Linked DNA regions of Mus musculus: regions 1 and 3 are each linked to region 2. Evidence: chromatin loops called from intact Hi-C (ENCODE). Cell type or tissue: heart. All regions are shown on one strand.

What was found. Peaks named below come from ENCODE experiments on the same cell type or tissue, not always from the same donor. Only the 100,000 strongest peaks of a DNase experiment are listed, where the experiment ranks them.
Region 1: it touches region 2 in a loop (6-fold over the local background); 15 of 42 quality-filtered maps call a loop at or near these places.
Region 3: it touches region 2 in a loop (2.8-fold over the local background); 6 of 42 quality-filtered maps call a loop at or near these places.

What each region holds. Positions count from the first base shown.
Region 1 is chr13:55,828,647-55,836,646 of GRCm38, forward strand. Pitx1 (paired-like homeodomain transcription factor 1) reads right to left here and starts at 2,779. Exons shown (of 3, transcript NM_011097.2): 1 at 2,126-2,779; 2 at 1-29. The coding sequence starts at 2,294. In heart, no CTCF peak of the experiment used is centred here; no DNase peak of the experiment used is centred here; H3K4me3 peaks cover 3,374 bases; H3K27ac peaks cover 1,321 bases; H3K27me3 peaks cover 7,491 bases.
Region 2 is chr13:55,958,758-55,966,757 of GRCm38, forward strand. No RefSeq gene overlaps it. Among named protein-coding and RNA genes, the nearest start is that of Gm31542, 53 kb to the left of the region's middle. In heart, a CTCF peak has its summit at 4,708 (motif pointing left); no DNase peak of the experiment used is centred here; H3K4me3 peaks cover 1,508 bases; H3K27ac peaks cover 820 bases; H3K27me3 peaks cover 4,341 bases.
Region 3 is chr13:55,851,150-55,859,149 of GRCm38, forward strand. No RefSeq gene overlaps it. Among named protein-coding and RNA genes, the nearest start is that of Pitx1, 24 kb to the left of the region's middle. In heart, no CTCF peak of the experiment used is centred here; a DNase peak (open chromatin) is centred at 4,752; H3K27ac peaks cover 857 bases; H3K27me3 peaks cover 3,887 bases.

The DNA of each region.
Region 1 (8,000 bases), 130 kb before region 2:
CCCCTTGGCTTCCCCACCGCGCTCCTTGTCTGCAGCAGGTAGGAATGGGCGCGAGTCACCTCGGGCTAACACTATCGCGCCCGGTCCCGGCTCCACCGAAGCGCCTGCCGTCAGCGGTGGCTTCCCTCCCTCCATCCAGGGGCCCTGGGAACTGTTTCCCCGCTGGAAAGGAAGGGCCGGGTGCCGGTTCTCAGTAAGCACCCCTAGATCTGGCGTGCCACAGCAAAGAGCCCGGGAGCCACATCTGGGCCTGGGTTCCCAGCTAGGCAGGGCCTGCTTCTGCAGCTCGCTGGCTGCGGCCCTGCTGAGACTCTTGAAGGTCTAAATCTGAGCGGACACCTCAGCTTTCCTGAACGGGCATCAAAACTTTCCAGCTGAAGCTAGCATATCTGTGGGGTAAGAGCCATGTAGTCGCCTGGAATGTTGTTCTTGCCAGGGCTGTGTCAGAGCCGCAACTTAGCTTGGATCCCAGCCTTACCGGCCTCGGATTCTGAGGTCTAGAAAACCCTCCATTTGCAGCCTAGACAGACATATTCTGTCTAAGTGACCCGGGCCTCTCTGTCTCTTTAAAGCTACTCAAGATGCACACAGTAGTCAATAGCATTCAAACATAACGCAAAGGAACTACAAACCAAAACGGAGCCCTAGAAAAGCTCAGAGCTCTCTCCCTAGAAACAGAAAGGTGCACAAACCCTCAGAGCCAGGGAGGCAGAACCGGAGCAAATGTAGATCAAGAAGTCAAAACCGTTCCTGTGAACACACCCCTAAACTAAACACACAGCCAAATGTGTATAAACTCCAGTCAGATGGCCATTTCTCTGGGAAAAAGAATCTATGCATCACTGCAGGTAAATTTTAGATTCCCTCACACAAACACTGGGAGAGATACTTTCCAAACCCTAGATAAATACATTACAGCGAGATGATTTAAATTCACAAAATAAAACTGCTACGAATGGATTTTGATGGGGGGGGGGGGAATCTCAAAGAAATGCGCCATTTTGAATTGACTTTTAAAAAATCTCTCCAAGTAACTTGTGGCATGTAGGTTCTTTTAAATTTCAGAGAAATACTCCTAGTGAATTGTGTCAAAGGAAGCATACAGTTAAAATTGTTAATTTATCCCTGTAGATTTGATTTGAAAATCAATCTCTACAGGTTTTTTTTTTTTAAGCAAACACCACGCTTAAAACTTCTAAAAACAAAAGTACACTCAGAGCTTTGTTTTCTAACCAAGCAAACAGAGGTTGGAAAAAAGTCACTTAGAGATGCAAAACAGAAACAAATACCGATTAAATAAACGTGGAAGAGATGCCCAGGGCCCGGGATGGCTGTCCCAGGCAGCCTGGAGATCTGTGACTATTTGGGGTTGGGACCCCCCTCCCGTGCACAGCCGCTCCAAGACAGGACAGGCCTGGAAACGGACATGGCCGAAGCCACCCAATCTCGGGCCCAGCTCAAGAGATCGGGGTTGTTTTGTTTTGTTTTGTTTTTTAAAAGACAACTGGGGGATTTGTGGAGTCGAGAACCCACCCTGGCTGGACCCCTGGTGGCTCTGGGCTGAGGTGTCCACGTGGGCCAGGATCCCCGCTGCAGCAGGGTTCTGCCGGCTCTGCCGGGAGTCAGGCCGCGCCTCCTAGCTGGCTGGCTCTCGCTGTCCCCAGAGCTCGAGCTCGGCTTTACGGACCCCTCTCTTCTAGCCTGCTCTGTGACCCCACCTCTTCTTTTAGGATTCTTTCCTCCATCTGTCAAGGTGTCTCTTTGGGCACTTTGTCTGGCCACCCCTTCTACTCCCTGCACATCTGCTTCTCGCCCTGAGCCCCAGCGACTCCTCAGCAACCAGTTAGGGAAAACTCAACTTTTTTCTCCCGCGTGCTATCTGCTCCTGCTCCAGAGGGGCTGCCAGTCCCACTCAGGGCTTGGCGTGTGGGGGACTGTTTGGAAGTGACTTCGCGTGTGCGTGCGAACGCGCGTGTAAATTTCCGTGTTCATCGTCAGGTTAAGACCAGGGAGGAAAAAGAAAGCTCCTCGCTGCAGAGACGCAGAGGGGACCCGGCTGCGTGCCAAGCCGCCCGGTGTGCGCGGAGGCTGGATGCCCGCCGCGGGTTGGGGGAGCCGCGTTTACCTGGCAGATCAGCGTCGGACGATTCGCTGGCGGAGTTCTCCAGCGGCTCCCGGGGGTCGGCGGCGCGGGCCAGGTGGAAGCTGGGCCCCATGTCGTGCGGTGGTGGTGGCGGTGGCCGCAGCCCCTCCGGTAGCCTCTCCAGGCTCATGCCTCCCTTGAAGGCGTCCATGGAGGTGGGGACCGCAACGGGCGCTCCAGGGGCCGGGGCTGGGAGCTCCCGGCCGCCCAGGCTGCGACCTGTTGGGGACAAGAGAGTGGCGCCTAAGCGGCTGCCCCCCAGGGCTGCCCGCGCCCACAGCGACGCCGTTCGAGCTCCATCGACCTCTCCAGGCTGCGGGACCGGGTTCGGGGCTCGGGGCTCCGCCACGCGCTCCTGCTGCTCCGGCCTCAGCTGCCCGGCCGGCCCGGGCCCCAGTCCCGATTCGAGGCCGGTTTCTAAGGCTCGGGTCGGAGCCCGCAGAGTCTGTCTGAAAACGACAGTGCGCGCAGCCAGGTTCCAGCAGTCCCTGCGCCAGGGGTGGTGGGTGGGGTGGGCCTCGGTGGGAGGGGGCTGGGAGAGAAGGAGGGAGGGCGCGAGCGAGTGAGCAAGCGAGCGAGGGAGCGGGCGCGGGCGGAATCCAGCCTCGAGCCGCCCGCGCCGCGCCCTCCCCGCCGTCCTCCCTCCCTCCCTCTCTCCCTCCCTCCCTCCTGGCCTCGCCCGCGCCCTCCCCGTCGCAGCCACCTTCCCGCCGCCTCACCTCCCCCCCTCTCCCGCGGCCTCACCGCGCCTCTCCCTCCTTCCCCGGTGACACACGAATTTCTCCCTTGGCCGCACAAAAGAAACGCATCTGGCCAGCTAGCCCCGGGCGGCTGGTGCACACCTTGGGGGCCCCAAGTGACTTGTTTCGCTGAGAGTCAACTCCTGTCTGGGCCACCTCAAGTCCCCAGCCACGGGAGAGAACAACTTAGAATGAGTGAAGGTTCGCTGAGCAGGATCGCTCTGAGCCGGCGCCTCCGAGCCAGCGCCAGGGCAGTCAGTGGCAGAGCCGGGGGGCCGGTTCCCGGTTGCTGCAGCTCCCAGCGGTGGTGTCGTCCTCGAGGGGCAGACGGGCCCCTCCTACCTCAGTCGCTTCTCCCAGGAACTCGGGGCCGGCTGAGTGACAGCAGCCTGCGAGCTCTAATGGGCCCCGGATGCTGTCTTCTAATTAGTTTGGACCCTCTCCCCTAAGGCTGCTCTCATGGCCTTCCTCTCTGCACCGCAGTCAATTTTCCGGAATTGGGGTAGAGATGACGGCTTCTAATCAGACGAAACGTTTCTGTTGGCTCTAGGCCATGGCGAGTGGGACTGGAGACCCCAAGAGCCCCACCAGGCCCGTGGCCTTTCCACATCCCCCTTTGTTTTGCACCTACAATGATCAGGTCTTTGGCAGCCACCAGGTAGGCCTTGCCAGCCTCTGCCCTCCTTTAGGGTAACTTTGCTCCAGTGTGGGGCCTACTTTCTGAATTCTCAGGGCTTCAGCAGAGGCCTGGTAGGCCAGGTGACTGATGTCTCACAACCCTGGGCTGGGAGCTTAGGAAGCCTTTGGGTTTTCTCCCGATACACTGCTAGGAAACTGTAGCTCCAGAGCTCCCCCCTCCCCAAGCAAAGACTTTACCCTCTAGGCTCACAAGAGTGGTCCCCTCCTTAGCTCCTCACGCTCCAATGAAGTTTGTCCAAGGATTTTATCCAACAATTGTTAACTGGCCCAGGGACTTCAGCTTCTTGAGTAAACAGGTCACAACTGAGGTGGCCCTGACCTGCCTCTGTAGCCACGGAGGACCCCTAGGCTGTCTCTGGGCCTCACCTGCAGACCTCTCCCCTGAACCAGCCACTGATGGGGTAGACTAGGGCTTAGGAAAGAAGCACTTCTCTGTTCTCCAGTGTCCAGAGCCCAGGACATCATCTTCTCCTGTAGTCATTTCTTGGGTTGGCTCTACAGGTATGTTAGTGGTGGGGACTGCAAGGCTCTGCCTTTGGTCCTTCTCCTACCTTCTCTACCACCAGAGGGAAGTAGCTGGGCCCTGGATGGGTGCCTTGTGAGAATTGTGGGGGCAAGGGCAGACATGCAGGGTGGGGCCAGAACTGTCTCATACTCCCTTGGCCTTGCTTCAAGGTGCCCAGCTCCTTAGGGCCAGGTCTATTGAGGGAGACAGAATTTGGGCAAAGATGGAGGGAGGATGCTTTCCGGGGAGCTGACTAAGGCCCTGGGGTATCTTGATTTCTCCTTGCAAGTGAAGCCCACTAGGTGCTTCGGTTGGTCCACGGGGCTACACTACCTCCCTCAGTCAGAGAGCAGCCTGGATCATACAAGGATGGCAGTGCACACCTGTACGTCCGGACCCAGGAGGCTGTGTACGGGTGGACACACACATGTGCTGTTTAATGTCCAATTGGATAGCATGAAATAGGAGGTCCATCAAGTCAGATCGAGGTGGGAACGCCTGGGAGTGTGTCTCAGACAGGGACAGGGAAATGGTGAAGTTAGGTCCTACATGGACTGTGTGGAGAAGCATCTGTCGTTCACATCACCATTGTGTTAATACATTGGCAGTGTATCAGTGCAGTTATTAAGCTATTGCTGTGTGCCCTTCTGGGCCTAAGCCTTAAGCACTGCTCTGGGTTAGACACAGCAGTCCTTTTATTTGGAGATATCAAGGTTTGCTGTGTGGGTGGAGTGGTCTTCAGACCCTTTCAGATACTCCTTCCACTATCCTCATAGATCCTGAGCCCCAAAGAAGCACTGAGGCTAATGGGGACTGCCAGAGGAGTGTGCTTTTCAGTAGCACATATAGTGATCAAGGGGGTGGGGGGTGGGGTGGACGTGGGAGGACCAACAAGAGGCTGTGCCCCGACTCTGGGCATATTGAAGAATGAGACTAGCATAAATTCTCTGTTCTTCCACAGCCCCCTCCCCTCCTCACTCACTGTCCTACTCTAAGCAGGGGCTTCCGGTATGCACATGCAGATACACACCGGGAGGAAAGCTACAATCTTTCTGGGGCAGAGGCTCATGCACAGCCCCCTTCATTTTGATGCGTGACTTGGAGGAGGTTTGAGGTTTGACCTTCAAGTGAATCTCAGTTCTCCTGTTCAGTGTGAGAGTTGGTCTCCAGATGGGGCAGGAGGGGTGGAAGAAAGGGGGTTCACTGAAGCAGGTCGAGTTCTATTCCACTACCCTTCCCACCTGTGCAGAGTCCGAAATATTTCTCTGTCCTTCAAGAAACCGGGAGACGGTGATCTGGAGATGCCTGCATTGTTGTGGGAGTTAGAGGAGAGACAGCCCAAGGACCTGTGCTGATCTGGGCTTAGTCAAATAGAATCTGGCAAAAGAATGGTTTAGTAATTTAATTCTTGAGAAGGCCGAGTGGAGGACTCTCATGGGGGCCACCCTTAGGTCCCTATCTGGGTATGCTGCCCTAAAATCTGTACTCTTGGAGAATGAAGGGATTTTAGGAAAAAGGAAGGAATGTGCTATGGCTTGCCCCCAGGGCCATCCGTGATTCCCCGGGACATTCCAACCCTAAGCCTCTTAGGCTGTAGAGTAGTTCAAACTAGAAAACCCAGTTTTTGGAGTGTATCGGGGACCACCTACCTCTTTCTGCCCCATCTAATACCCCCTCCCCAATAAAAGCTCTTGGTTTTTATTTTTTTCAAGCAATTATAGACACCTAGTGCCCAGGTAGAAATTGGATCAAACTTGGAGGATTTTATCAGTTTCCCAGAAGGTTGCAGCCTATTGAGGTTTCTTTGAGGGACGGGGTTGTATGGGAATACTGACTGCTGGATAGGACATCAGCCACCAGCTACAATGGATGTATAGGGCTTGTCTCTCTCCATGGCTGATATGATCTGTGACTCTCCATGCTGTTTTTCACCCAAGTCTGCCACCATGTTTTCTGATTCCAGAAGAGTGGCTGAGCTAAGGGAATATAGGGCGGCTAAGAAAATGGTAGCGTTTGTCACTCTGCTCTGGAGCAGAGGAGGACCCGCTTTTATTTTTCACTCTCCCAGGGCTGCTTTCTTGGGAGAAGGGTGCTGGAAACCTGAAAGTTATCAATTGCCTGTGTGTTTCCACAGCGTCCTCAGACCCTACTTTTTCTCTCTGGTGGAGGCACCAAGGCCCAAAACCACAAGGGAATGGGCAGGAACTGGGAGTCTTCTCCCAGGGTGCCCCGCTACAGGTAGTTTATGTCTTTACCCTAGACCTGGCCAGTCCCTTAGTCCTCCATCATTCACAAGTGGACAATAACCTAGGGATTTCTCCAGTTGCAGAGATGCTAAGATAATATCTAAATCTTCATTTCTCATAAATTTGGGATATATATATTAGATTTTGTTGAATTCCTAGATTAGAAAATAATCTTGGGACCCAGAATTTTAGCTTGAGATTTTCCCTACAGCGATCAGAGGTGAACCTCGACACCCCCCCCCCCCCACCGACCCAGGCTTTGCTTCAGCGTTATTCAGCCTCAGTGTGGGAAACTGGACAATTTTAGAAATTGAAGACCCGGTTCTAGAGAAACCGTTGTGTGCTCAGAGATTCTGTATCAACAACCAAACCCAGGAGAGGCTTCGGGAGCAATTTTATTGGACTTTACGAGGTGTATTTGGGTTTTCTCTTAGGGGAAGTAAAAGCCCGAACCATGCAGCAGGGAGCAGGCCACCATAGGCTGGGACATTTCTGAAGGTGACAGCTGGACATCGTGGTCCAGAGCGAAGAAGTCGGGACTTTGACCGGTCCCTACTACTTTTTGGCGGCATTGCTACCCTAACGAACTAACTAACGAATGAAGCAGTTTCGTTTGGGAAAAATACCCTTGTGACGCGAAGCTATGTCCCAAGTCCTTAGCCATTCCCAGGGGCCAGCGTTTCCATTTGCGGTGGGGCCCCATTCCTGGATGCGGCAGCTGCCAGTCCGCTCACGGGCCACTGTCTCCCGCAGGCCCTCGGGAAGCACTGCCAGGGGCTTCCAGGGCTGCGCCTTTGCTGTGCCTGAGCCTGTGCCCTGGACACCGTAGCCCTCTGGGAGTGTGGGGCCGAGGCACAGAGTGGGCCCACCCGTAGGTGAGTTAGCAATCCGGTGATGGCACGATCCACCCGGCCCGCAGGAACCAGTATCTCCTGCTGCCTCGATGATCTTGGCCTCTTCCCTGCTTAAGACTGTGGAGACCCCTCGCCCCAGCCTGGCGTCTCTTACCGTATGGAGGCAGCTCTGTGTCTGAGGCTAGTCGGCTCCGGGCTCGCCCGCCGCAGACTCCCGCTCAGGTGGCCACTGGCTCTGCTCTGCGCGCAGTGTGGGTCTCCGCCGGTTCGGTTCGTTACATCCTAGCACGCAAGGTCGGGGCTGCCTCCGTTCAACCCGCTCCTCCCGCCGCCGCCCGTCGCCCGTCGCCCGTGGGGAAGGCGGGGACACCGGCCGGGGAGGCGGGAATGGGGGGGGTGGGGAGAAGCGAGGCGCTCGCCTGGACCCAAGGGGAGGGGGCGGCGCGGAGTCCCACGGGCGTGGGGCCGGGGCCTTTCTCCACGCGCAGGAGACGTCGGTACAGCTCACCGCCAAAGCCGGGGCCGGGGAGGTTGCCCAGGACTGCATGCATAGGGAGGGGCTCAGCTGTGGGTCCCCTGAGATGCCTCGAGTCCCACTGGTCTAGGGACTTTCTCCCGGGTCTCAGTTTCCCACCTGGCACTTGAGGGACTTGTCTGATTTCGGTTTAGTCTAGGTCTGGCCAGAGTTTCCTTGCGTCCTGTCAGGTGAAGGTCAAGCCGGGTCTATCATTTCCCACTTTCCTGCCTGGCTTGAGGAGTGTTTTCGCCACAGATGTTGTTATCCACAGAAAATTGAGGACAAACTCGGGGGGG
Region 2 (8,000 bases):
TGGCTCACAGTGGCCAAACCTGATTCTGCCTGACTTCTGGTCTGAAGTCTGACCCCTGGTGACTTTTCAGAAGCTGTGGTCTGCCTGCACTAGGCTCCTTCTGATAAGATAGGCTTTTGTATAGAGCGAGCAGGAGGGGGGAGTTTCGGTAGGTTCCAGATCCCGATCACGGTGACACCAGTCCTTGGGATTGATGTCTGAGAAATCAAGAGCCTCATTAGGAAAGGCTATAAACGTCTGATAAGATTCTTACAATTATTCCCCGAAGCACCGATTCTTGGAGTTTCAGTTTGTTGGAACAGGAGGCCTGGAGAAGAAGGGCTCACTGTGTGTATGCCCCATCAGCAGTGTCTGCTTACCAGCCACACGGCTAACATTACATATTTTGATTTTGCGAAAGCACCAAATTGCCAAACAGAAGGGGGGGAGGCGGGGAAGACAATGACATATTTTAGGGTACTATTTCACCTCTGCAAATCAATATACAAGCCATTAAAACTACATTTTTCCATGAATGATAAGTGTAATTACCTCTCTCTTGCCATAAAAACTTGTCCTTATTAAATGTAAATATTTAAAAATGATTGAAATATATTTGAAGGGCACTTTATAGCCTGATTTTATATGCTGACATCTGGGCTGCCTTTCCTAAAACACTCTATTTCTTGGAGAGTTATTAAATTAGTATTTTGAAAGGAGTAACACGGGGCTTTCTCCTCGCTCCGGTTTTAATTTCGTACATGTTTAGATTTACTGGGAACCCAAGAGTTTATATATGGGGCTAATGCATCATTCTATCTGTGGTGCTTGCACACGTAGAAGCCATGATGTTACTGGCGGAGGGAATCTTTGAACAATTGCATTGTTGACTGTGTACCCCACAAAGAGTACAGGAGCAGAGATTCCAAGAGTCCTGCCTGTAAATGTTTAATTTTCCAATTCTTCTTTAGATCAGAATGATTTAAACAGCATTTGCTTTTACCTTTTAACTAGTCAGCTTTGTAGATAGTGAGCTGCCCGGCCAGTTCTCCCCGGTGAGATGTGTTGACGCCCTGATTTAACAAAGTTGAAGACTCTGTGTGTGTGTGTGTTTGTGTATGTGTGTGTATGTGTATATATATATATATATATATATATATATATATATATATATATATATATACTTTTTTCAGCTTTATTTTTTGGAAGAAAATTTTTTTCCTTATAAGTTCTTAATTTTGGCTGACTCACAGCACCTCTGTGTTGAGAAAGTCTGCTCATTCATGCCTGTGCTTTGAAAGAATCCCAGACAAGGACAGAAAATCTAATATTTGAAAAATACAAACTTTGCTAACATGTTTCATTCTGGAGGTTAAAAAGATCTAGCCCACAAATGTGCAAGAATTCAGTGTGAGTGGCTCAAAAGGTTTTTTTTTTTTACTCATGATAAACAAATAATTCTTGGATGGTTGTATCCCTGAGCTTCGCATAGGAAAGCAGCCATCCATGCAAGCGGTGCTGGGCTCACCCTCACGCCCTCTGTGCTTGCTTTCTTTCACTATGCTAAATCCTTGAGGTGTGTAAAGATGTTATGATAGGCAGTGGGTCAAGTCATCTTGAACATGTAGCTTTTTATACATTTTTCTTTGCAGAGGAAAATTTTTCTTCAAATCAATCCCCCCAAATAAATGGTTTGTAAAAACAAAACTCTATTTGTTTTGAAATTGCACACAAGAAGCCAGGTTATATAGCAACATGTCTATTTGTCTTCTGCCTGAAGAAAAGAAATTTGCGTGTAGCTAGCAATTTTCCCTCATAATAAACTTTTAAAAATTGAAGTTGTCTCTAGGGAGAAAAAAACATCAGCGAAGTGTGGATATTTGTAAAGGGCTCTTTTCACTTGTCCATTGGAACGGCTTAACCTTTAGTAGCTACTTTGTGTCTATTTTTTTTTATAGTTCTGCAGATGTATATTTCCAAAGTTATAAAAGTTTAAATATTTGCTATTTTTAATTACATAGATTCTTCTTAAATGAGCAAATGTGCCATCATAGCCTGCAGAGATTTAGACAAGTCTTAAAATAATAATTCTTCTTCTTCTTCTTCTTCTTCTTCTTCTTCTTCTTCTTCTTCTTCTTCTTCTTCTTCTTCTTCTCCTCCTCCTCCTCCTCCTCCTCCTCCTCCTCCTCCTTCCTCTTCCTCCTTACATTTTACTAGATCCGCTGGCAAACTGTTTGGCATCTGAGCATGTTCTCAGTGCCGCTGGAGGAGAGCAAATGAACAGAGGCTCACACAGATCACAGGCAGTGGCTTGGGAATTTTTTTTAGGAGGCATATTTTCTTACGTTAATGCCTTTGTAGATTCCATCCACGTTTGGACATCAAAGGGCGTGCAATTAATAATGGGCATCTGGAGGGCGGATCACATGCTTCCGATGTTAAAGTGGGGAAGGACAGGAAAATCAGCCGTGGTCAGGTATTAGCTGTAATCATTTTTAAACAACAGCCTAGAAGGCTTCTCCTTTGTACCTCTGCTCTCTGAGAAATGCAGAGGCACATACACTCGAAAAGTTCCCTGGGAAGCCTGCCTTCTGCTGGGCCAGTAAGTAGAACGAGATCTGACCCCAGTTACCAGGGCTGACTTACTCAGATAACCTTAATTTCTTGACTAAAACCAAACTCAGTGTTGTGTGAACTCTTTCCCTAACCCCACATTGGACATATGGGGTCGGGCAGTTATATTATTAGAGTCTTGGTTAATTCCAAAATGAATGTTTTCAAATACTAGGATAATAGTAACTTGCCACTCGCTGGAACCAAAGGCATTCTTAGGCATTATTTATTTCTTCTCTTTTATGGTAGCCTGTTTGTCTTTTTCAGAGTGATCTATGTTAGCAAGCCCTAAGTATGAGATAGTCAAGTCAGACTATATGTGTGTACAACAAAACCGTGCCAGCTTTGTACTCCAAACATTCTAGCAAATATAAAAACCTGCGATGTTTAAACAATGATTTTCATTTCAGTCTGTCACAGATAATAAAGAGATGCTGTTTCTGAGGAAATTAAAAAAACTGACATGGGAGAAATATTTATTTGCTTTCTACATTGGCTAAATGACTAGTAGATATTTTTTAAAAAATCAACCTGTAAATAGACAGATGCAACCAATTCCCTTTCATTAACAAACGCTGCGATTTCATAATAAAGCAAATTCATTAAAAAAAGTTTGTAGTCTTAAAGCTGAAGCTGCCACTTTCAGCCTATTTTAAAATACTAAAAAAAAATTGATATGCTAATTGGTAGAGGGAGAAAAAAAATCTTGTAAATCTTTAAAAAGTAGCTTGAATTTTTAAAGGCTCTTCTGGCAGGTTCAGGTAGGAAAAAAAAACAACAAAAAACAAAAAACAAAACCCTGTCCATTTCGTACAAGTTCTGTACGTTTGCCTCTCGCCTGAGTCTGCTCAGCAGCCAGCTTTGTTTTCCTTGTCGGCATAAGCAGGATCGGCAGCATGCTTTAAAGTTAATTAGAAGCAGGGTCTATATCGCCGTCAGCAAACATGTTATAAGCTTACTATTTAATAGTGATTCCGGGTAAGGCCATCATCCCCTTCCTAAATCCAAATATAAAAGCTGAAATCGTATTTGTTAAAACTGTCATGTTGAATTTGTGACCCAGATTGCTTTCTCGAGGCGTGCTGGGCCAGAGTTTGAGCAAGGACTGCTCCCAGCTGCAGACACCCAGAGCCCAGCAGCCTCCTGCGAGGGACTGAGTCGCTGGCTCCATGCTGCTCAAGCCCTCCGGCCTCCCCCTAAACAGGACTTCAACTTAGTCGGCTCTCCCGGCTTTTCCACATTGTAAAACCATTTGATTTATTTGTTTGGTTTGGTTTGGTTTTTAGAAGCTCTGCAGAAATTATTTCCTACTGGCAGAGAGGGCACTTGGAGTTACACCACATTAGTTTCACATCATTAGTTTAGCGTTCTCAAACTTAAAATTGGAAAGTATATGGACGGGCTTCTAGAGACCTCAATTCTGACCAGAGCAGAACAAATTAAAGCTGATGGGTTCCTTTTGCTGTCTAACGCGTGGGGCGATACATCATAAAGCCCTGCGGCCATGCCGAGGGGTTCCCTCTGTCAGCTCTGGAATTTGGTGGTAGGAAATGTTAGTTATTTTTAAAACGCGGGGAAAAGTCCACAGTTGCCATTCAGATTAAAAAACAAAAACCGTAATTGTATGTCAGTAATTGTAGCAGGCAGTCAAGAAGGGGGGTGCCTGATGACGGTCCGGACCCCATATTTTCAGCTTCTCTCACCTCCAGCCACCTCCATTCTGACTCTGGATCTTTATAAATAATTTAAAACCCTCGACCCAGGGAGGGCAAGCCAGATGCTCGCTCTGTTGGACCGGAGCACTAGGGGGTTGGCTGGGTGGGCGCAGCTGGGATGAGGCGGGTGTTATCCTGCTCTCCATCCGTGGTACCCAGCCGAGGAGGCTGTGCGCTGCTGGTGCCTGGTGGGACTAGAGCGAAGGCCCTGACTCCAAAGTGGCTCTCTGCATCTCTCCCAGGCTGTTCCAGCCCCCGGTGGCTTCCAGTCCTTCTCAAGCTCTGCGAGAAAGCCAGACCCGAGAAAGCCAGACCTTGGTTTCTTCCGGCTGTAGTGAGGGGACCAGCATGGCCCTCAGGTGAGTGCTTCCCGAAGCTCTCCTGCCACCTGTTGGCCGCTGCTGGTGCTGACGCGATGGGAGGAGCTGCGTATCCAAAGATCCTTTAAGACTGGGTTGGTTTCCTATTTGGCCCAAGGTCACAGGGCCTGGGGACCAATACCTGTCTCCTGATGACCCCTCAGGCACATTCTGGGTTTCCTCGTCCGTTCATCTGACCAGATCACGGCAACAGCCCTATGGAGCACTCTCAGAAATGCGATATCCAGATCCCTGCCTCTGTAGAAAAGATTACTGACAGTTGAGCTGGACATCCTGATTCCTCTCTTGGCTTCCTCTCGCCATCCTTGTTGGGCACAGATCTGATGTGTAAGAGCGCTTCTGGGATAGACAAGGCTTCTCCTCTGATGGCTAAGCCCTCTTGGTGGGGTGCCTCTAACATTGCCTGCATGGTTTGGGATTTCTTGCCGTTGAGCAGAGGTTCTGCCCAGACCTTTCCCTTTCTTTTCTTCGTATAGAGCCTCTCAGGGTTTGGATGGAAGGGTTGTATCGGGCACTTCCGCTAGAGATCCAAAAGAAGTGGCTCACGCCTTTAATCCCAGCACTTGGGAGGCAGAGGCAGGTGGATTTCTGAGTTCGAGGCTAGCCTGGTCTACAGAGTGAGTTCCAGGACAGCCAGGGCTACATAGAGAAACCCTTTCTTGAAACAAAAAACAAACAAACAAAAAACAACAACAAAGAAGTGTATTGGAACTTCTGGTGCAAAGAGAGAGCCATGCCTTCTCCCGTTTGAACGTCAACGATCACCTCCAAATATCACAGAAGAGCCGCGGTGTTCTGAAGGGCTGTCTTCCTAGCTAACAGCTGCATACGAGCTTGGGTACACCCACGGGATATTTCTGCAGGCAGTCTTTAACAAAATGTGGCTCTTAGTGTGGTCATTTGTCGATTAGGAGTATAAGACAGGGTGGCAGGCATGCTTGGGACACACACACAAACACTGCCCACCCCCAGGACAAAGCAACAAATCTCCCTGCGTTACCTGTGAGCCCAGTATGGGACCAATGGATCCAGCTTGACTTTGAGAATCTCTACCACACGTTTCTGAGGGAAGAGGCCCTGTATGAGGCCACGGCGGTGCCTGCATTCCTATTTTAGATGTGTGTATGTTTGTGTGTGAGGAGGTCTGAAGCCACTGTTGGCCCATAGGTGGTCCTGGGTCCCTCTGGAGATATGTTTTTTTTTATTTATTCCATGGGCTTTATGCACAGAGGCCCATGCCACTCTCAGCTCAGCCACCTGCACCACCCCTGAGCGTTGTACAGGGCAGCCATGAAGAACGGTTGGCCCACACTTGTACCTTGCCTATATTGAACCTCAGGTCTTTAATGGGTAGTAACTGGTCACCCCAGACACCTGTTCTTTGCCCCAGATAGGAAGCTGAATGTGAGAGCCCACTGCTTTCTTTGTGAATGAATTCCTCCTAAATTATCTGAGGGCAAAATGGTTTTAATGCTTCATCTCTAAAATCGTAGCCGTGCTGATATTTGACCTAATAGCTGTTGCTAATTTAGCCATGAAAAATAATTTTCTTAGTCTAATGCCTCGTGAAACCCTGATTTGCTGTAATTGAGTGGATTCCTACCCTTTCCTCCCAGCTTCTGTTGTAATTTAAGGTAGAAGGAACCCTTCGATGTATCTTCTCCTGGGTACCTACTGCTTTAGAGCAATGTATATGGAGACTGCCTTGTGGTCAAGAGCCTGACACATAGCTCTGTGCTTTCAGAGAACTAAAGGACTCACTGAGTTGTTGCTATAGGTTGGGCAGCCAAGGGAGGCGGGGGTAGGGGTGGGGTGGGGTGGGAAATCCTACTGAGCTAGGACTCAGACTTTTATGGAGAGGAAGGAACGTAGGAGAGTCAGTAAATGTCTACCCTCCTGGCCCCATGAACACGAAGAGAAGAAAGAGTCTGAGCAATAGACTATTTACCTCAGCACAAAAGCCGCCTCCCGCCCAGCACCTCCCCTTTTTCTTTCTAGCCTTTCTGACAGAAATACACAGCGGACTGAATGTGCCTTCCCACAATAGTGTCCATCATGAAATATGGGGGGGCAGCAAAGGGAAGACAAACTTTAAACACACCTGGCACAGCTGGTCCCCGCCTTTGTGCTCAGAATGGCCTCCAGCCAACTGGCTGCCCTGTCTCCATTCATGCACCCTCCAGAAGAATTCGAACAGGTTGACATTCTCTTTGTGGCAACACAACTTTCTAAAAATCGGCCCACTGGGCTGCCCCGGGAGAGTTCAGGACACCTGTCTGATAAGCAGTCCTACCAGGCCCAAGGGACTCACAAGAGCTCCGTGGTGCTCTGCCGGGGCAAGGGAATGAATGACTTCAAAGAGGAACAGAACCATGGGGTCCCCACTCTGTGATCACCTTCAAGACAAACAGAGCAGTTCCTCAGTGCCCCAGCTGATCCCCACCGAGCAAGCTGCTGGCTCTGTGGGAGTGCTCTGACCAAACCTCACATGGACTCCTCAGGAGGAAGAACAGGTGGTTGAGTGTGGGCCATTTTCCTCTTTGTACACAGCTGAAGCCCAGCACCCTTGTCTAGAGTTATGGCAAACTGAAACAGCATGCCAGTCATAGAAACACCACCTTTACTGTGGTCAAAGTGGCTATTCCATTCCCTCCCTCTGGTGGCCCTGATAGGAGACTCGGCTTTCCAACCCGCCTGTGCCTGTGTGGAGGAAGAAAAGGCCTGAGCCATCTTTTTCCAGCTGCCCCAATTCATTTGTTTTAACTTTCTCCCTCCCGAGATAACAGATTCCAGAGGCCAAGGAGGCGGTGTGTGGAAAGGCTTTTAAGTGGGGCCATTCTCGGCTATTTGGCTGTCTCTAACAGAGCCGAGACGTGATGAGGCTGCAGCGGCGCTTTGGATTTGAGGCTGATAAGACATCTCTTTCTCTCCCCCCCCCCCTTTTGTAAAACGCTGGAATCCTCGGCAATTATCAGCTGGGGAGTCCACACTGGTGTTTATCTGCAGAGGAAGGAGAAGACAGAATGGACTGCAGGACAGTCAATTGGCTAACTCGTCAAACAATCACTTAGAGCACATTTGCTCCGGCCATTGAGTGTCATTACTGTTAGCCACTTAATCCCCTGAGAGAACATGCTCTGGATCACCCCCATTTTAGAGATAAAGGGCAGCCGTGTGTTTCTTCTGTGTGACCCGTAGCAGGGCCGCAAAGTCTTGCCCTCTGCCCCTCAGGCCCTTGTTGTTTGCTTCACGTGAAATTCAGGCACGTAGGAACAAGTACTGCTGGAACTAAAGGAGATGGCCCAGTCATCAT
Region 3 (8,000 bases), 110 kb before region 2:
CCCAAAGGTCTTGGCTGAGGGCCTCTGCTGATAGTACGCAGCTGTGGGCACCATGGCCTTAACCAGAATAGGTACAAACGTGGGGTCTCCAGGGCTGTGAACTTGAGGGCATCATTTCTGCTGGGAAGAGAATTCAAGACTAAATGGCAAGCATGGATTTTAGGTGGTGAAGCAAGACAGGCCTCCTGTAACCCTAAATCTTATTTATCACACCCCAACCCCTGCCCCTCAAAACCTGTCTGAGTGCGGCATCCAGAACCTTTCTGAGTTTGGCTTTAGTTTACCTTTCTCCTTTTCTGCTTATACCCCCCCCCCCCCAAACTATGTGTTCTGTTTCCTTAGGCTTGGATGTTGCTCTTTTGTCTTACTCTCTAGTTATTTACGGAATATCAGCTACAGACTGGGAAAGAGTCTCCTGGTAAACTCCTATTCATCCCTCAAAACCTAAATGTCTTGTTTGACACGCCTTCAGCAGCGAGCTCTCCCAGGTCTTTCTCTACCAATGACGATGTCTCATGTCTCGTGCTCTCTGCGTACTGCGTCTGCTTCTCCTACTAGGCCTTGGTAACTTTGCTCTGCATTCCTGGCACAAGGCATTTCTCTCTGTAAATGGATGTTGGGTGTCCCCATGCAGAAGAGAGCCATTTGTTCATGCTGGCAAAGCAAATGGGAGGACCCTAGAGTTGTAAGGACACAGGGAAACGATGACAAACCATGTGGGCTTACACTTACCAAGCACGTACCAGGCACAGTGCAAGTGTTTCCCATGTACTAACCCGCTGGACCACACCCCAATATTCCAAAAGCAGGTACAGCTCCCCTCTCCTTTACAGGTCGAGAAACCGAGGCACAGGAACGGCTAAGTCCCATGTAGCCAGAGAGCAGGCAAGCTATTCAGGTTACTCTCTAGATTCCTTCTTAATGTGTATAGCATCTGCTGGAGGTGGTGGGGTCAGTGAGTGCATGGGAAGGGGGTGAAGGTCAGGGCAGCTCCTAAGGAACCCTGGGTACTCTGGCTGTTGGCAGAGGACAGTGCTTTCCTGAAGGAAGCACCTTCTTGCCTCTCCTCAGGTACAATGCAACCATATATGTGTGGAGCCCCACCCCTTGCTGGCTCCTTGCTGGGTTCTGCAGATACAGAGGACTATGTGCCAGTGGAGTATGGTTTGCCCAGCCGATGTAGCTCTCATGAGCACTGAGAGAAAAAGTTTCTTTTTTCAACAGAAAAAGCCTGGCCCAGGCCCCAGGGGGCGCCTCCCTCTGCTTACAGACATCCTGAGCCCTGAGGTGGTGTGGCACCATTTCTGAAGCCTCATACACTTTCCTACCTTCTTCTGCCAGGGCTTAATTGTCTGATATGAGGTAGATCAGGAAGCCAGTCTTTTGACTTGTGACAGAGACAACATTGAGTCTAGGAAGAACAGGTCTGGATATTATAATGGAGGTCACAGCGGGGCTCAGTGATAAATATATGTTGAATGTGTTAGCAGGAGGAACTGGCTGGTGATGGAAAAGCAGGTACCTGGAAGGGATCTTCTGGGCTTTTCTTTAGCATCCACTCTCCTGTGTGGGTCAGAGACGAGAAGCCTAGACCTGTGGTTCTCATCCTGTGGGTCTCGACCCCTGTGGTAAACCTCTATCTCCAAAGATATTTACATTAGGATTCATAGCAGTAGCAAAATCAGTTATAAAGTAGCAATAGAAATAATTTTATGGTTGGGGGGGCATTCACCACAACATGAGGAACTGAATTACAGGGTCGCAGCATCAAGAAGGTTGAGAACCGCTGCCCTAGAGGAAGGGTTGGGTTGGCCATGGCACTGTGTTCCTTGGCCTTGAACCTCTGCAGGAAACTACTGTGAATGGGTTCTTAAAGCAGCAGAGATCTGGCCACTCATAGTTCTGGAAGCGAAGTTCAAAACCAGAGTATGAGCTGTCACCTCCTTCCTTTGGGCTTGAGGGACCCGACATATTTCCCCCCTGGATTCCAGGCATACCTGGCACCTCCTGGCATCCCTTGGCTTATAGACCCACCATGCCCGTTTATCTTCATTTTTACCTGACGTTATCTACGTCTGTGTCCAAATGTCCCTTTTCTCATGAGGACACCAGCTGTCGTGAGTGAAGCCCCCCCCCCCCCCCGATAGGCCCTCCTTTTAGTGAGTTATATCCTGAAGAGTTAGGACTTGGTTACACTCTTGAGGGATGCACTGGCCGTGGCAAATGCCTTGGAGAGGCTCCGTGGAGCTGCTAAGCTTGGCTGTTGCCCTTTCTCTAGAAAAGCCCTGGTCCTGAACCTGCCATGGCCTCAGTTGGAAGGATTCCCAGCCTGGCATGGTGAGAAATGGGGACAGAGGCTGGCTGAGGGGCTTGGAGAATAGGGGGAACACAAGGCAGCCAGTCTCTTCTGCGTCTGCCTCTGTGTCTGCCATTCTTCTTAGAAATGCAAAAGGCATCTGGGAGGGACCCTTTCGAAGGATGAAAGCAGTTTTTAAAAAGACATTAATCTCTTCACTCACTTCCTTCTGATGGCTGGAGATGAGTGACAAGCCTCCTAATTGAAGATGGTGGTGCTGATAAATCCACAGTAGCCTGGGGAAGGATGTCTTGGGCTGTGAATCACTGTGTGCTACACAGACTTGGAGTGTCTCCCCGTGGCAACTCCTGGGCCTTGGTGCCGTTCATTGGCACCTGAAGATGGAGTCGCGCGCCTGTAGATGGAGGCTAGAGAGAACCAGTTGTCAGCTGTCGGAAGCACCCTGATGCAGGGCAAACTTCCTTGGGAATAGCAGCTGCAGTTGATGGCTGAAGGGGCAGGAGTGCCTACTGTGTGCACCACCTACTATGTGCGCCACTAGCTGGGCTGATAGCGGCTAGGACACAGTAGGAAGTAGGGCCATACTGTTGTATAGAGCAATGAGATGTTCAGGCAGACAGACACCTTGGAACTTGGACCAGGCCACGTGAGCCTCTTTCTTCTCACCCTTGCACACAGCTATCTTCTGCAGTCCGAGGGGCCCCAGGGGCTCTGCAGCTGTCGGCTCACAGGGATCTTCTGCCATGATGCCTGTTCTTAGGGTATAGACTTGCTTTCTTTAAAAACTATACTTTTTTCCCCCTGCAAGACAGTCTCATTTTGTACCTCTGGCTGTTCTGGAAATTACTATGTGGACCAGGCTGGCCTTGAACTCACAGAGATCCACCTGCCTCTGCCTCTTGAGTGCTGGGATTAAAGGTATACACCAATACGATTGACTTAAAAATGATATGCTTAGTGTGTATGGGTATATACGTGTATGTGCGTACAGTGCATGGGTGGAGGTCTGAGGTTGACTTGTGTGATGAGCCCTCTCCTTCCACCATGGGAGACTAGGATTCGGGTCCTCAGGCTCGCAGCCAACACCTTTCCTAGCTGTGCCCGTCACTTGATCTTTTTGATATAAACCCCCGTGATCCGCTAACTTGTACAAATACCTTTAGAGGTTCTCCTTGGCTTCACTTGTGGTCTGTGTGGAGATTCACACACCAGTAAATAGAGTAAGCTACGGCTTAGACTCCATGAGTCTCCGCAGCCATGCTGGGGCATTGGCAGAACTGTGGGTCTGAAGGAGAGTGGGGGTGAATGGAGTCCTCTTGGCTTCACCTTTCTGATCTAGTGTCCCCACCGATGTCGGGAGCACCACTCTCAAATGGGGAATGTCCCGTAGGCAGCCTGCTGCGGGCCTGGGAGGGGCTCGGGCTGCTCTTGTGTACGTGTATGTGTGCAGGCAGATGGAAGGCAGTGCTATCCTTTCAGTCTTGGTCCTCTCATCTAACGATTCATTCAAAAGTGTAAGCTGCTATGTTCATCCCTGGGGCTCTAACAGGGGAGAAGACTAACCTCGCCCGGCTTCTCGGAGCACATATCTGGGCACAGAGGTGGCTCCGACCACCTCACCAACAAACTGGTGTCCCTAGCATGGCAGCCTAGGTCCCCAGAGGTGCTGGCTCCTTCTATATACCACAGGGCCTTGGTGTGCTTATTTCTTGAGAGGGCAGCCAGAGATGTCTTCTGGAAGTCTTCATGCAGGGGACTGGTGGTGTTGACCTATGCTATTGATATGGGGTGGGGTGTGGCATAGGGGCTCTTCCAGCACAGAGGACTGGGACAGGGGGACCTGGCTCAAGTCGCCTCCTGTGAGGTGCCATGTTCAACCCTATGCAGCCTGAGATGTAACAACAAATTGGTAACATTGTTCTAGTCTTTAACATTTTGTTATTTTTTTTTTTTGAGGGTGAACTTTTACAACTTTTAAAAATAATCTTGCATAGTAATAGTGTTTATGTGATGATGGGGGATTGGCTGCCCAGCATCTTCATGCCTCATGTCACTTCCCAGGATAGACCTAGAGGGTGTTCCATATCTGGGAGCTTCCTCCGGGTGTTAGTGTTCTCCTGAGGAACAAGGCGAGAGAAAGTTGGTTTCCCTGGAAAAGAGCAGTCAGTAACACAGCGGGACCTGCCCAGTCACCTGCAAGCCCGAGCGGAGAGCATTCCCTAGAGCTGCCCAACCCGCTCCTGAGAGAGGCCTTCCACTCTTCCTACACCGAAGCATCCTGGGCTGAGGACAACCTCTCAGGTCAGGAGGAGGCCAAGAGTCATGGGCTGGTGAGACTGGGAGTAGGAAGAAAGGTCTTGAAAGGCAGAGTCCCCAGCAGCCAGCTCCAGCAGCTGGATTTGTATCCGAGTCACCAGGGAGCTATGTCGTGCTGGCTGACTGCAAGCTGTGTTGGCAGGGCCTAGGCTCCTGGGTCTGATGTTCAGTTTGCTGTCAGCACTCAGCAAATAATAAATAATAATAATATCTCCAGCATGTTTGGAGAGCCCGGGGGGGATATGGGGGAGGGGAAGCGACACAGAAAACATGTGTTTCATCTCAGAGCGGGTACTGGGAAGCTGACGTCTGCTCAGCATCTCTCTTCAGATGGATTTGGGGGAAGCTGGAGACTCCTCCCCAACATCTGCAGCTCGGAGTAGGAGAGCCAGCAAGGTGCAGGGCCTGAGCTCAGAGCAGATATTGTTGCCAGAGGGTCTCTAACTTGCCCTCCTTCACAAGCCCTGGTTGTCCTTAGATGTCCTGAGACTTGGGCGATGGTCAGGCCTGGGTGTATGTTGTGACTTCAGACTAGTTGCTGAGCCCCTCAGTTCCTACATCTTCCCACCCTTATAAAGCGAGAGGACACAGCCACTGTTGAGTGGGTACAGCGGTAACTGTTGGTCCTCAGGGGGATGTCCACATGTGGTCTTGTGGAGAAAGATCGTGAGGAGCCAGCCAGTAAGGAACAGGCATTCATACTGGTCCCAGAGAACCCTGGCCTGCTACTGGCTACACAGTGCTGCAAGCACCCACTACAGTGTGCTCATTGTCACGGGACTGAGGAGTGATGGTGGAGTAAGGATTGGAGGTTTAGTGCTTGCTGCTGATGCCCCCTGGGAACTCTGTGGCAAGGAGGTAGTCCCCCCTTGGCACCTGCAATTAAGGGCTTGGCATTGACCTTTTGCTTTGGGTGGCAGTTCCCAAGGAGGTAGTACTCAGTGGGGAAACTGAGTCAGGCAGAGATGGGGCTTGGGAAGATCCCTGGCATAGTTCCTCCATTATTTCTTTCTTCAGAGGTTGGAGAGGAACTGGAGCCCTGTCCATGTGTGTGAGAAGCTGGAGGAGTGGAGCCCTTCTTTCCAAGGGGAGTAGCTTATTTCCAAGGGGAGTAGCTTATTTCCAAGGGGAGTAGCTTCTTTCTAAGGGGAGTAGCTTCTTTCTAAGGGGAGTAGCTTCTTTCCAAGGGGAGTAGCTTCTTTCTAAGGGGAGTAGCTTCTTTCCAAGGGGAATAGCTTCTTTCCAAGGGGAGTAGCTTCTTTCTAAGGGGAGTAGCTTCTTTCTAAGGGGAGTAGCTTCTTTCTAAGGGGAGTAGCTGCCTTCCCGGTGTGTGGTGTGAGGCTCAGGGAGCAGGAACCCCTTTTCCTAAAGAAGTTGAACTCCATTTCTCAGCTGGAGAACCCCTGGCTCCCTTAACAGAGCTTTGATGTGCTTGAATCTGGGCCTGTGCTTTGCTGTCAGGAGAAGTGATTCTTGGGAAGAGATGTCTCTTGCTGTGCAGAAGCCACGGGCCAGCCTCACCAAGAGGAGACATGTTTCTGGTATCTACCTTTCCAAGGCCTTGTTCTCTTCCTCTTCCCACTCCTGAATCCTTCAAGGACTGTCATTATTTACCACGGGCTTCCTGACTGCTTTCAGATCACCGCATATCCCGGGTGAGCCAGGAAGCCTAGCCGCTGTCCCCTTTGGCCTGGCTCAGTGCGGTGCCACAGGGGATGGGCCACTTGTCAAATGCTATTGTTGAATTTTCTTCGCTTAGACTCTGCTTGTTCCAACACCCTGCAATGACACGGGTGTTAGCTGAGCAGCAGGGACTATAATTATCAGGGGATGAGAGACAAGAATCTCCCGGTGCTGTAGCAGCTGTAAGCAGGAGCTGCTAGCTGTCCTAGCCCCAGAGGGGAAGCCACTCCAGTCAGTTGCCTCTGAGGAGCCTCGGGGTTCAGGCCCTTCATCCTTGCATTTGCTGACTGCAGCCCTCCCTGGCTGGGTGGATGGGATTTCTGCTCTCTGCTATTACTTGTATGGTGTGTGGCTCCCCCCATTGCTTGAGGGGCCTGAGAGGAAGGACAGGCACCTTGTGTGGTCTTGCGAACTTGTCAAGGTAGCTGTGTAGCCCTGACTGCATAGATGCTGGGGTGAGGGCTATGGGGATGCTGCCACGGTGGTCATGGCTGGTGAGGGCCTTTACTGTGGACAGGTGTGAAGCCATGCCTGTAGGTTCAGAAAGTCAGCTTCCTTGTATGTGTGACAGGCAGGGGTCCACTCAACAGCAGGGTCCACTAGGCACGTGCTATGGAGACCACCTCCAGGTGCCTGATGCTTTGAGCCTAAGTTAGGTGAATTCAGGGTGTTCTGGGAAAGGACCTGGAGCTGTGAAGAGCAGGTCTATGTGGGGGATGCTCTGTGGTCTGCGGTTGGTCTGGGGAATGATTCTTCCTTATAGGCAGGTATGAGAGACAAGGAGCAGATGGCTGGACTCAGGAGAAAGTTTGATCTCCGCTCCTATGTGTGATCTGGAATAGAGAGAGCTGGCGTGTTAGGAATTACATTCTGGTCACATGGGGCTCTGGCAGGCAGACATAGACCATTGCTATCTACACACGAAGAGGTGATTCCTGCTGAGGGAGCAGCTTGGGCGAGACTTTTCTCCTAAGCACAGGCCTGCCCTCTGAAGGGGTCTCCTCTCTTTCTGAATCCAGGTTTCTTCCTGGAATAAGGTCTAAGGTTCTGTTTTCCTTGGGGTTTTGTGGATGATGTAAAGGAAACCTGAGCCATGAAGTGTAGATGGGGCCTCCAGAGTCTTGTGGGTACAAGATGTAGGCACACTGAGCAGGGCTCTATAGCAAGTTCCTCATTTATGGAGAACGCTTCCTCCTACAACTGCGGTTCCCCAGTGGAATCCTTAGTAATGCGACTATGCAATACATGTCTGTGTAGTTGTGGGCTGGTGCTAGCTCCTAGGGACGTGAACACCATCTGAATTTGTAGGGCTGGGGGACATGGAAGCTCTTGTGACAGTCTTCTGGCTCTGCTCACATGAGCTCCGGTGTTGGCTGAACACACAGTAGGTCTTTTTTTTTTTTTTTTTTTGGGCAGTATGTTCATTGTTGATGGCACAGATGGTAGCAGTTGGGTGGCTTTCATTTTCAGGAGCCACTGTTGGGCTTCCAGAGGGTCCCTGGCCTCTGGGCTTCCTCCAGGGCCAAAGGATGGGGTCTGGGGAGGAAGGAGAAGCCGGGGCTCACAGGGAGCATCAAAGGGCTGGTGCGAGGTTTATTGGGCGCTTTACTACCCCAGTTTTCATTATTTACACCCTGTTGGTTCTAGGAGCTCCCGTTAAACGTGTAATAAATATAAAAATATT